Linked DNA regions of Homo sapiens: region 1 is linked to region 2. A link is an interaction called in ENCODE POLR2A ChIA-PET data of the cell type or tissue named here. Cell type or tissue: Panc1. All regions are shown on one strand. Each heading gives the region's core, and the rest is flanking DNA. Links, peaks and the distances in the headings are about the cores only.

The links. Peaks named below come from ENCODE experiments on the same cell type or tissue, not always from the same donor. Only the 100,000 strongest peaks of a DNase experiment are listed, where the experiment ranks them.
Region 1: POLR2A ChIA-PET joins it to region 2 with 7 read pairs; 3 of 35 experiments call an interaction of 5 or more read pairs at or near these places.

What each region holds. Positions count from the first base shown.
Region 1 is chr11:72,191,956-72,198,014 of GRCh38, reverse strand. FOLR1 (folate receptor alpha) reads right to left here and starts at 5,875. Exons shown (of 4, transcript NM_016729.3): 1 at 5,674-5,875; 2 at 2,556-2,744; 3 at 2,268-2,403; 4 at 1,716-2,118. The coding sequence starts at 5,841. The coding sequence ends at 1,838. The region is part of intron 2 of FOLR1-AS1 (FOLR1 antisense RNA 1); the gene reads left to right. In Panc1, for the core only: no CTCF peak of the experiment used is centred there; no DNase peak of the experiment used is centred there.
Region 2 is chr11:71,942,479-71,948,537 of GRCh38, reverse strand. All of the region lies in intron 1 of RNF121 (ring finger protein 121), which reads right to left. Among named protein-coding and RNA genes, the nearest start is that of RNF121, 16 kb to the right of the region's middle. In Panc1, for the core only: no CTCF peak of the experiment used is centred there; no DNase peak of the experiment used is centred there; H3K27ac peaks cover 2,700 bases.

The DNA of each region.
Region 1 (6,059 bases), core at 705-5,704, 250 kb before region 2:
ATGATGGGAAAGAGCATGTCCTTTCTTTTTTTTTTTTTTTTTTTTTTGAGGCGGAGTTTCGCTCTGTTGCCCAGGCAGGAGTGCAATGGTGTGATCTCTGGTCACTGCAACTTCTGCCTCCTGGGTTCGAGAGATTCTCCTGCCTCAGCCTCCCGAGTAGCTGGGATTACAGGTGCACACCACCACGTCCGGCTAAGTTTTGTATTTTTAGTAGAGACAGGGTTTTGCCATGTTGGCTAGGCTAATCTCGAACTCCTGACCTCAGGTGATCCGCCCGACTTGGCCTCCCAAAGAGCTGGGATTATAGGTGTGAGCCACTGTGCCTGGCCAGGCAATGTTCTTTAATTTATGTGTCTGTTTCTACATATGGAAAATGCAGACAGTAGTATCTACATGTCATCGGTATAAACAGTTTAGGATAGTGCCTAGCAGAAAATGCTTTGTGGGTATTAGCTGTTAGTGCCATATGGCTCTTGCTGCCACCCTTACCCTCTTCCCAGCAACCCATCCAAAACATGCTGGGTACAGCCATTCCCACCTCTTCTTTTGGAGAGCTGAGCACAGCACAGGAATCAACCCTGGGAAGCTTATGTTCAGTTTAAATGATAAAATCCTGAGCTAGGCTGGGCATGGTGTCTCACACTTGTAATCCCAGCACTTTGGGAGGCTGAGGTGGGTGGTTCACCTGAGGTTAGGAGTTCCAGACCAGCTTGGCCAACATGGCGAAACCCCATCTCTAATAAAAATACAAAAATTAGCCAGGCATGGTGGCCCACACCTATAGTCCCAGGTACTCGGGAGGCTGAGGCAGAATTGCTTGAATGTGGGAGGCAGAGGTTGCAGTGAGCTGAGACTGCGCTGGGTGTGGTGGCTCACGGTTGTAATCCCAGTACTTTTGAAGTCTGAGATGAAAGGTTTGCTTCAGGCCAGGAGTTTGAGATCAGCCTGGACGACATACCAAGATCTCCTCTTTATAAAAAAATGTAACAATTAGCCAGGTGGGGCTGGGCGCAGTGGCTCACGCCTGTAATCCCAGCACTTTGGGAGGCCAAGGCAGGCGGATCACTTGAGGTCGGGAGTTCAAGACCAGCCTGACCAACATGGAGAAACCCTGTCTCTACTAAAAATACAAAATCAGCCGGGCATGGTGGTGCATGCCTATAATCCCAGCTACTCTGGAGGCTGAGGCAAGAGAATCACTTGAACTTGGGAGGAGGAGGTTGCAGTGGGCCAAGATCATGCCATTGCACTCCAGCCTGGGCAACAAGAGCGAAACTCCATCTCAAAAAAAAAAAAAAAATTAGCCAGGTGTGGTGGCACATGGTTGCAGTCTCAAGTTGAGAGGCTGAGGTGGGAGGATCACTTGAGCCCAGGAGGCAGATGTTACAGTGAATCAAGGTCATGCCACTGCACTCCAGCCTGGTGACAGAGTGAGATCCTGTCTCAAAACAAACAAAATATTCCTGGGTGAGACCCTGTCTCAAAACAAACAAATGAAAAATTCCTGGGCTTGGCTCTAGATTGGAGCAATAGTAAAAAATGAAATTGAGAGCTACGAATGTCTCCTAAGTTAGAAAAATAGTTAAGTATCAGGCTAGTTTATAGCAACTGTCAGAGCTAGGAATTGGCCCAGTCTCACTGGTTTCAATCAATGGGAATTGGAAAACAAAACAGTCACGTTCCCATTCATATCCAAATAATTCTCAAGACACATGTGCGGTGTCTGGTTTATTCAAAGTGGCTGTCAGAGGCCCGACCATGGAGCAGGAACCAAATAGTTGGGAGCTGTGGGGCTGAACAGGGCAGGGATTTCCAGGTATCAGAAGGTAAAAGGAGGTCAGCTGAGCAGCCACAGCAGCATTAGGGCCAGGCTAAGCAGGAAAGGCCAGGCTGCCCAGGGCCCAGCCCCACTCATGGCTGCAGCATAGAACCTCGCCACCTCCTCATTGGGGTTGCCCTGGGCTGGGTCGAACCACATCTGGATGCAGCGGCCACTCCCTCGGCTGTAGTTGCTGACCTTGTAGGAGTGAGTCCAGATTTCATTGCACAGAACAGTGGGTGTGGGGAAGTAGAAATGGAAAGGTTGGCAGGCAGCTCCCACTGCGCACTTGTTAAACCCTGTAGAGAGGAGGGAAGACCTTTAGCCACTGGGCCCGGAACTATCTTGAGGTCTGCCAGCCCTACAACTCCAAATTGTCACATACCTGTTCCACACCCACACACCTCCACTTCCAAATCCCTCCATTCCTGCCCACCCCAGCCCTCACCTGAAGTCCAGTTCCAGCCCTTGTGCCAGTTGCTCTTGCAGGTGTAGGAGGTGCGACAATCTTCCCACCATTGCTCACAGTCCTCTTTGCACAGGGGCACGTTCAGTACCCGCTCTTTGCGCCAGCTCTGATCCACCTGGGTGATTTTGATACAAAAGAAGGGCTCAGGTTCAAGAATCCCAGCAACTCAGCCCCGAATAGAACTGGAGCTGGGGTTGCAGCCTGCAGAGATGCCTGGAAAGCTCAGCTGCTCCGCTAGGTCTTGTACCTGCAGGAAGCCATGCATACCTGCTGGATCCAGGGCCCCAAGTTGGGGGAGCACTCGTAGAGGCAGGTGTCCTGGATGAAATGCCGTTTGCAGGCAGGTGCCATCTCTCCACAGTGGTTCCAGTTGAATCTATATAGGTAGGAAACATCCTTATGGGCTTCCTGGCTGGTGTTGGTAGAACAGCAGGCATTCTTCCTCCAGGGTCGACACTGGATGGGGGAAGACAGAGGACTCAGTCCACAGCCAGCACAGCCAGCACAGCCAGAATATTCCACATGCAGTGTCTCCCCTCTTAGTCCTTGATTCCCCAGCCCACTGGAAGTCACCCAGGAAAATACTTGCTATTGGGACCTCTTTAGGGGAGAGGGCCGTCAGAGACAGTGGGAGCCCAAAAGGGAGCTCCTGCTGGAGTTGCAGTCATTACAAAATTTGTTAATTCAACCTTTATTGAGATCCTACTTACTCTCACCCAGGTACTTTTGTAGAAACTGGGGTTACAACAATGAACACATCACCTGATTTTTGCTTTGGACAAAAATTAAGCAGAGACGGATGGGGACTTGTAGTGTAATAGTGCGGTCAGATTAAGCCTCACTGAGGTGTCAAAGATTTGAAGGTAAAAAAGCAATTTAAATTGTAACCCCAGGCTGGGTGCAGTGGCTTACTTGTGTAATCCCAGCACTTTGGGAGGCCAAGGCAGGTGGATCACCTGAGATCAAGAGTTTGAGACCAGCCTGGCCAACATGGTGAAACCCCGTCTCTACTAAAAATATAAAAATTAGGCCGGGTGCGGTGGCTCACGCCTGTAATCCCAGCATTTTGGGAGGCCGAGGCGGGTGGATCACGAGGCTAAGAGATCAAGACCATCCTGGCCAACATGGTGAAACCCCGTCTCTACTAAAAATACAAAAAATTAGCCGGGCGTGGTGGCTGGCACCTGTAGTCCCAGCTACTTGGGAGGCTGAGGCAGGAGAATGGTGTGAACCCGGCAGGTGGAGCTTGCAGTGAGCCGAGATCATGCCACTGCACTCCAGCCTGGGCGACAGAGCAAGACTCCATCTCAAAAAATAAACAAACAAAAAACTAGCCAAGTGTGGTGGCGGACACCTGTAATCCCAGCTACTTGGGAAGTGTTTTGTCCCTGACTAGCTGCCTCACCCATTATCTGTTTGTGGAATTTGTGATACAAAAAAACAATGTATAGCCAATCAATTGTGGATGTTATTTTATTATAAGTTATTGAGAAACAACTTAGGAACTAATCTTTTTCCTTAAAAACTAACTTGTGATGGCTGCAAAATTCAGGACAACTTGAAACTATGCTCCTGTGTGCCTATCCTCAAGCTTCCTGAATCTCATTACTTAAGGCTGACAAGCTAAATATTAAAATGTGGGCCGGCACAGTGGCTCACATAGTGCCTGTAATCCCAGCACTTTGGGAGGTGGAGGTGGACAGATCACTTAAGGTCAAGAATGGAGACCAGCCTGGCCAACATGGCAAAACCCCATTTCTACTAAAAATACAAAAATTAGCTAGGCATGGTGGCAGGTGCCTATAGTCCCAGCTACTCTGGAGGCCAAGGCAGGAGAATTGCTTGAACCTGGGAGGTGGAGGTTGCAGTGAGCTGAGATTGTGCCACTGCACTCCAGCCTGGGCAACAGAGCAAGACTCCATCTCAATAAATAAATAAATAAATAAATAAATAAAATGTGCACTTAAGGCCGGGCGCAGTGGCTCACACCTGTAATCTCAGCACTTTGGGAGGCCAAGAGGGGCGGATTATGAGGTGAGGAGTTCGAGACCAGCCTGGCCAACATGGTGAAACCCCCATCTCTACTAAAAATACCAACAAACAAAACAAACAAACAAACAAAAAATTAGCTGGGTGTGGTGGCGTGTGCCTACTCAGGAGGCTGAGGCAGGAGAATCACTTGAACCTGGGAGGTGGAGGTTGCAGTGAGCTGAGATTGTGCCACTGCACTCCACCCTGGGCAACAAGAGCAAAACTCTATCTCAAGAAAAAAAAAAAGAAATGCGTATTACAAGTTTCTCTCCCTTGCCTCCCTCCCTTTCCTCCCTCCCTTTCCTCCCTCCCTTTCCTTCCTCCCCTTCCTTCCTTCCTTTCTTTCTTTTTTTCGTTCTTTCTTTCTTTTGACAAGGTCTCACTCTGTTGCCCAGGCTGGAGTGCAGTGGCACGATCTACAATCTCTGCCTCCTGGGCTCAACTGACCTGCCCACCTCAGCCTCCTGAGTAGCTGGGACTGCAGGCATGTGCCACCACACCTGACTAATTTTTTTTATTTTTTAGTAGAGATGGGGTTTTGCCATCTTGCCCAGGCTGGTCTCGAACTCCTGAGCTCAAGTGATCTGCCCATCTCGACATCCCACAGTGTTGGGATTACAGGCGTGAGCCGTAACACCTGGCCTACAAATTACTTTTCCTCTGCTTTTTCTTTAGTTATATCATCATGTTCAGGATATTAAAGGGGTGGTAGCAAAATAAATGTTATAGGGAGACCTCAGGTCCAATGTGGTCGAGAGACACAGCCCAAAGTTTTGCGAGATGCATGAACCAAGATGCTTCAGGAGGGCGTACGGCTCATTTCTGTAATCCCACACTTTGGGAGGCTGAGGTGGGAGGATCACTTGAGTCCAGGAATTTGAGACCAGCCTGGGCAACATATGGAGACTTTGTCTCAGGAAAAAAAAAAAAGAATGCTTTGCACACAGCCTCATAATGTGAGAGACTCTCCCTTCTTGAGCTGTTTAGGGCTGGCAGAAAAGAGGCCACTATGCACAGTGTGCAGTTTCTTCCCTCAGATCTTTGGAGGAGTCATTCCCAGTCTAAATCCCTAAATCAAGCAACCCCAGGATGGGTCACTCCAACTTCATTTCCCAGGCTCTCCTTTGGGCCTGCTTCCTTATTTCTGTAATGCGGAAACTCAACAACCAAGAAGGTGAACTGTTGGCATTGTACCGACATTTGGCACAGTGTCTGTGAAATAGTCACCCATATTAATGCAAACTGAAGGGCTCCTCCACTTCAGTTCACCAGTGAATGGGGTTTGGCATTTCCATGTCCTCGTTTCCTCTTCCTGAGCCAGTCCCTCACCACCCCAGATCACCCCCTGGCCCACCTGCTCATGCAACTTGTCCTCGGGGCCTGGCTTTTCCTTGTGGTGCTTGGCGTTCATGCAGACATTGAGAAGCTCAGTCCTGGCCCATGCAATCCTTGTCTGAGCCTCCCCTACTACAGCCACCCACACTAGAAGGAGCAGCAGCTGTGTTGTCATCCGCTGAGCCATGTCTGTCCCTGAAGAAAGAGCTGTGGTCAGTGGCACCAAGGAATGCGGAGGTGGGGCCTTAAGTTGTGTGCAGGGCTCCAGGAGGGTGGGGCCTGGACGGAAGCCTGGGGCAGATAGAGCCCTGCCCCCATCTCCCTCAGTTTTCCCAGATCCAATGAAAGGTAGGATTAGACACCACCCCTCCCTGGCTTGAGCCTCATTGCCTTCTCCAGGTGGTC
Region 2 (6,059 bases), core at 567-5,566:
TTTTTTTTTTTTTTTTTTTTTTTTGGAGACAGTTTCACTCTGTTGCCCAGGCTGGAGTGCAGTGGCGCAATCTCAGGTCACTGCAACCTCTACCTTCCAGGTTCAAGCGATTCTCATGCCTCAGCCTCCCAAGTAGGTGGGGCTACAAGTGCAGCCACCACGCCCGGCTAATTTTTGTACGTTTAGTAAAGATGGGGTTTCACCACGTTGACAAGGCTGGTCTCGAACTTCTGACCTCAAGTTATCCAACTGCCTCGGCCTCTCAAAGTGCTGGGATTACAGGCGTGAGCCACCGCACCTGGCCAAAAACCTTTTTAAATTAAACTTTTCAAATTTGGGAGCAACTAAGTTTGCTTCTTTGGTTCTTCAATTGCTATCCCATCAAATTCCTATTTTTCAGTCTGGCTTCCTCCCTCTCTGGCCCTCCTCTCTCACTCTTTCCTATATGCACTGCAGCTTTCCATATACTCAAACTTTTTACCCATCTTTAAAGATCCAATCTAGGTGTCACCTCCTCCAGAATCTTTCAGAACAGAACTATCCTCTATGAACTCCTAAGGCCTTTACAGCCCATACAGTTCATGTGCTGATCATATCTAAACATCTATAAAATCTCCCTTGAGTTTTTCATTGCCATAGTGCCTTAGTTCAGACTTTATCCCTTGCTCTTTCTCTAACAATTGGAGTGGCCTCCAAAATGATCTCCCCGACTCTAACTTTGCCAGCACAGATTCATGACACAGCAGCAGCCACAGTGATCTTTATTAGACACACACCTGATTGCATCATCCTACTACTTTGACAAACTTTGATGACTTTCTATTGCCTTGGGGTTAAAGTTCAAACTCCTTAGTAGGACACACAAAGGACTTCATAATATGGCCCAACCAGCGACCTTATTTCACCACTCTCCACCAAATGGCTTACATTCCAGCCACATTGAACTATCTATCTCTTTCATCCCTCAGTGCTTTCTTTGGCTGCTGCCGTCTTTTCTCTCTAGAATTCTCTACTCACCTTCACTCCTTCACTGCCCAATTCCTTTTTTTTTTTTGAGACAGGTCTTTGTCACTCAGGTTGTAGCGCAGTGGCTTGATCATAGCTCACTGCAGTCTCAACCTTCTGGGCTCAAGGGATCCTCCTGCCTCAGCCTCCTGAGTAGCTAGGACTATAGGCACATGCCACCATGCCTGGGTAATTTTTGTTATTTTCTGTAAAGATGAGGTCTCTACAAACTTCTGGGCTCAAGTGATCCTCCGGCGCTGGCCTCCCAAAGTGCTCGGATTACAGGTGTGAGCCACCATGCCTAGCCATATCATCCATTTTAAGTAAGAAATTCAATTATTGTTAGTATATTTAAAATAAGATGCAACCAGCCAGGCACAGTGGCTCAAGCCTGTAATCTTAACACTTTGGGAGGCCAGGCAGGCGGGTCATCTGAGGTCAGGAGGTTGAGACCACATGGGCAACATGGTGAAACCCCGTCTCTACTTAAAATACAAGTTAGCCAGGTGTGGTGGCGCATGCCTGTAATCCCAGCTACTAGGGAGGCTGAGGCAGGAGAATTGCTGGAACCCAGGAAGCGGAGGTTGCAGCAAGCCGAGATCATGCAACTGCACTCCAGCCTGGGTGACAGAGCGATACTGTCTCAAAAAAAAAAAAAAAAAAAAGAGCCAGAGCACCTGTAATCCCAGCTACTTAGGAGGCTGAAGCAGGAGAACCACTTGAACCCGGGAGGCAGAGGCTGCAGTGAGCTGAGACTGCACCACTGCACTCCAGCCTGGGTAACAGAGGGAGATTCTGTCTCCAAAAACATAATAATAATAAATAAAATAAGATGCAACCATCTTATTTTAAATCATTTCCGTCACTCTAAAAAAAAAAAAAAAACCTCATGCTCATTTACTAACTCCTCATTCCCATCCCCAAGCCCTGGTAACCATTAATTTCTTTTATACTGCTATATATTTGCCTTTTCTGGACCTTTCATACAAATGAATTCATTCAGCAGCTGAATGTGACAGCATATGCCTGTAAACCCAGCTACTCTGTGGAGGGTGACAGGGGAAAATCCTGTGAGTCAGGAGTTACAGACCAGCCTGGGCAACACGGCAAGACCTTATCTCAAAAATAAATAAATAAATTCATTCATTGAGTATGTGATCTTTTGTGACTGTCTTCTTTCACTCATCAAAATGTTTTCAAGGATCACCCATCACCCATGTTATAGCACTTATCAGGAGTTCACTCCTTTTCTTACTAAATAATATTCCATTGCATAGGCAGACACATTTTATTTATCCTTTCATCAGAGGATAGACATTTAGGTTATTTCTACTTGGGGCTATTATGAGTAATGTTCCTATCAATATTTGTGTATAAGTTTCTGTGCGGATTTTTCTTTTCTTTTCTTTTCTTTTCTTTTTTAAGGCAGAGTCTTACTCTGTTACCCAGGCTGGAGTGCAGTGGCACAAACATAACTCACTGCAGCCTCAACCTCCTGGGCTCAAGTGATACTCCCACCTCAGCCTCCCGAGTAGCAGGGACTACAGAAACGAGCCACCATGTCTGGCTATTTTTTATTTTCAGGGAAGATGGGGTTTCTCTATGTTGCCCAAGCTGGTCTTGAACTCCCGGGTTCAAGTGATCCACCCTCCTCAGCCTCCCAAAGTGCTGGGATTACAGGTGTAAGCTACTGGGCCTGGCCTTTTGCCCATTTTTTACTAGGTTATTTTTTTTATTATTGATGAGTTGTAAAAGCTCTTTATATCTTCTATAGACAAATACCTTATTAATATATGATTTGCAAACAGTTTTTCCCATTTAGCCATCCTAGTGGATCTGAAATGGTTAAAGGATCATTTGAGTCGTATTCTTCTTTGTATTTCAGAGAACTAGCTCATAATCTGGTATACTGTATGTGTTCAATAAATGACAGACAGATGTTAAATAATATTAACTGCTTTGGAAACAAGGATAAATGACTTACTTGTTCAGCATCCCCTTCACACTTCACACTTAGAACTAGACACAAAGCAAATGCTTGGGAAATACTCAGACACTGAGTAATTCTCTCTTAATTCTCTCTTGAACAAACAGTGGGGATGATATTGCAGAAGAATCCAGAGGAACTGGGAAAGCCATCTGATACAGCCAACGGCTACTAAGTTTAAAAGTGACTCCTTTTGGCACAGTGGCCATGTGAAAAAAATTAAAAATCTTAAAAATAAATAAATAAAAGTGAATCTTGGCCAGACATGTTGGCTCATGCCTGTAATCTCAACACTTTGGGAGCCCGAGGCAGGAGGATCACTTGAGGCCAGGAGTTGGGAGACCCAGCTGGGTAACATAGCAAGACTCCATCTCTACAAAAAATTTAAAAATTAGCCAAGTGTGGTGGCACACACCTGTAGTCCCAGCTACTCAGGAGGCTGAGGCAGGAGGATCACTTGAGCCCAGGAGGTTCAGACTGCAGTGAGCCATGATCACACCACTGCACTCCAGCCTGGGTGACAGAAGACCCTGTCTCAAAAAAAAAAACAACAAAAAAGTGACTCTTCCTTGTAAGAGAAATACTAACATAATCCTACTTGATCTTTAATAGCCAGCAGTAAATACTTTCCAAACTTAACACAGCATACAGCTAGGACTGAAGGAAGATTTAGGGAGAAGGGAAAACCAAAGTTCATGGCTGGTAGTACCAGAAGGCCTAGATCAGTGGGGTAAGAAATATATCTACTATCTTTTCCTTCCTTCCTATTACTCAGTCTACAAACTTAATCCAGGTCCTTCAACCTCATGTACTTCTCGAGTCACTGTGTCACCCAAGTTCAAATCTTCTGGTGTCCTAATGCTGCCTGTGAAAGTAAGAACTCCTTAGTAGACTACACAATGCCCTCCACAGGAGCACGGACAGTGAGCTCTTGGGACCACACAAGGCCATGACCTGACCCCTAGCTGTCTTTCCAGTTTTACCTTCCTCTGCTCCCAGCTCCTTTGGGACTTAACATATGCTCTCCTGCAGTATATATAATACACCAGAAATTATGTGCATTTTAGAATTAGATAAATTTGGAAGCCCTACTTGCCTGGATTAAGGCAAATTTTTCCTGCCCCTTAGTCCCTCCTCCATTTCTGCCCCAAGAATGATCTTTCTATAATGCACATCTGATCCATGTCATTCACCTAAGTTCCTCTTTTTTTTTGAGACAGAGTCTCGCTCTGTTGCCCAGGCAGGAGTGCAGTGGCACAATCTCGGCTCACTGCAACCTCCACCTCCTAGCTTTAAGTGATTCTCCTGCCTCAGTCTCCCGAGTGGCTGGGATTACAGGTGCATGCCACCACGCCTGGCTAATTTTTTGTATTTTTAGTAGAGACGGGGTTTCATCATGTTGCCCAAGCTGGTCTCGAACTCCTGACCTCAAGTGATCCTCCCACCTCAGCCTCCCAAAGTGCTGGGATTACAGACATGAGTTACCGTGCCCAGCCAACCTAAGTTCTTAAAGCTCTTCTACAGCTAATCATCAGCTACAGATAAAAATCCAAACTCCTCAGCACAGCATATAAGGCCTTATGTGTCATCACATCTGCCTCCCTTTCCAGTCTCCCTATTTTATCATTACTCCCCACCTTCTACTCTGAGGTTCCAGTAATACTAAACTGCATACAGTTCCCTGAAGGTGGCATTCTCTTTCTCACCTCCCACCTTGCACATGCTGCTCCTCCTGCCTAGAGGGCTCTTCTATTCTTTCTTTAGCTGGTTAATTTCTAGTCACTTTCACACTCAGCTATGGTATCACTTCTAGGGAGTCTTTTCTGATCCCTTGCCTGCCATTTTTGGTGCTCCCTGAAATCTCTGCTTCTTCATATTATAGCAATTATTACATCTGTTTACTAACTTTTCCACTACACCATGAGCAACCTGAGAGCAAGGCCTATGTCTTTGTTATCTTTCACATCTAATGCAGTACCTTGGTAAATTCACAGTATGTGACCAATCAATAAACAAGTGAACAGGATTCTCCCAACATACACGAGGCTGGCGTAACAAATGCCTTTATTATTTTAAAGCTGACAGCATTACCTTATTGACTTGTCACAGATAACAGCTGCATGGCAGAGCTAGGATAAAAAGCCAGATCTTCAGAGTCCCAGAACAACGTCCAAACCTCTCCCTGAGCTATAAGCTCGTATTTCCAACTGCCTAATTAACATGGCACCTAATGGTACCATGGTGATGCCATTTACTCAAGTCAAAGCAAAAAATTCAAAAAAATATAAAAGCAAGCTTGATTATTTTCTTTCCCTTACATCACATATCCAATCCACCAGCAAGTCCTGTAGGCTCTATTTCAAAACATATTCTAAATTTATCCACTTTTCTCCATCGTCTCTGCTATCCCTGCTATGGTCTGAATGTTTGTGTTCCCCAAAATTAGTACGTTGAAACCTAACCTCCAATGCAATAGTATTAAGAAGAGGTGGAGGGAACCTTTAGGAGGTGATTAGGTTGTGAAGGTGGAGACCTCATGAATGGGATTAGTGCCCTTACAAAAGTGGCTTTAGGGAGGCTGTGTGTCCCTTCTGCCATGTGAAGACACAGCAACAAGGAGCCCCCTTTGAAGCACAGAGCCTTTGCCAGACATCATATCTGCTAGAACTTTGCCTTTAGACTTCCCAGCCTCCAGAACTGTGAGAAATATATACATATATATGTGTGTGTGTGTGTGTGTGTACATATATATATCTATATATATATATATATACAGATATATAGATTTTTTTTTTGGAGACAGAGTCTCGCTGGAGTGCAGTGGCACGATCTTGGCTCACTGCAACCTCCGCCTCCCAGGTTCAAGCGATTCTCCTGCCTCAGCCTCCAGAGTAGCCGGGATTACTGGCACCTGCCACCATGCCCAGCTAATTTTTTATATTTTTAGTAGAAACGGGGTTTCACCATGTTGGCCTGGCTAGTCTCAAACTCCTAGTCTCAAGTAATCCGCCCGCCTCAGCCTCCCAAAGTCCTGGGATTACAGGCGTGAGCCACTGTGCCCGGCTAA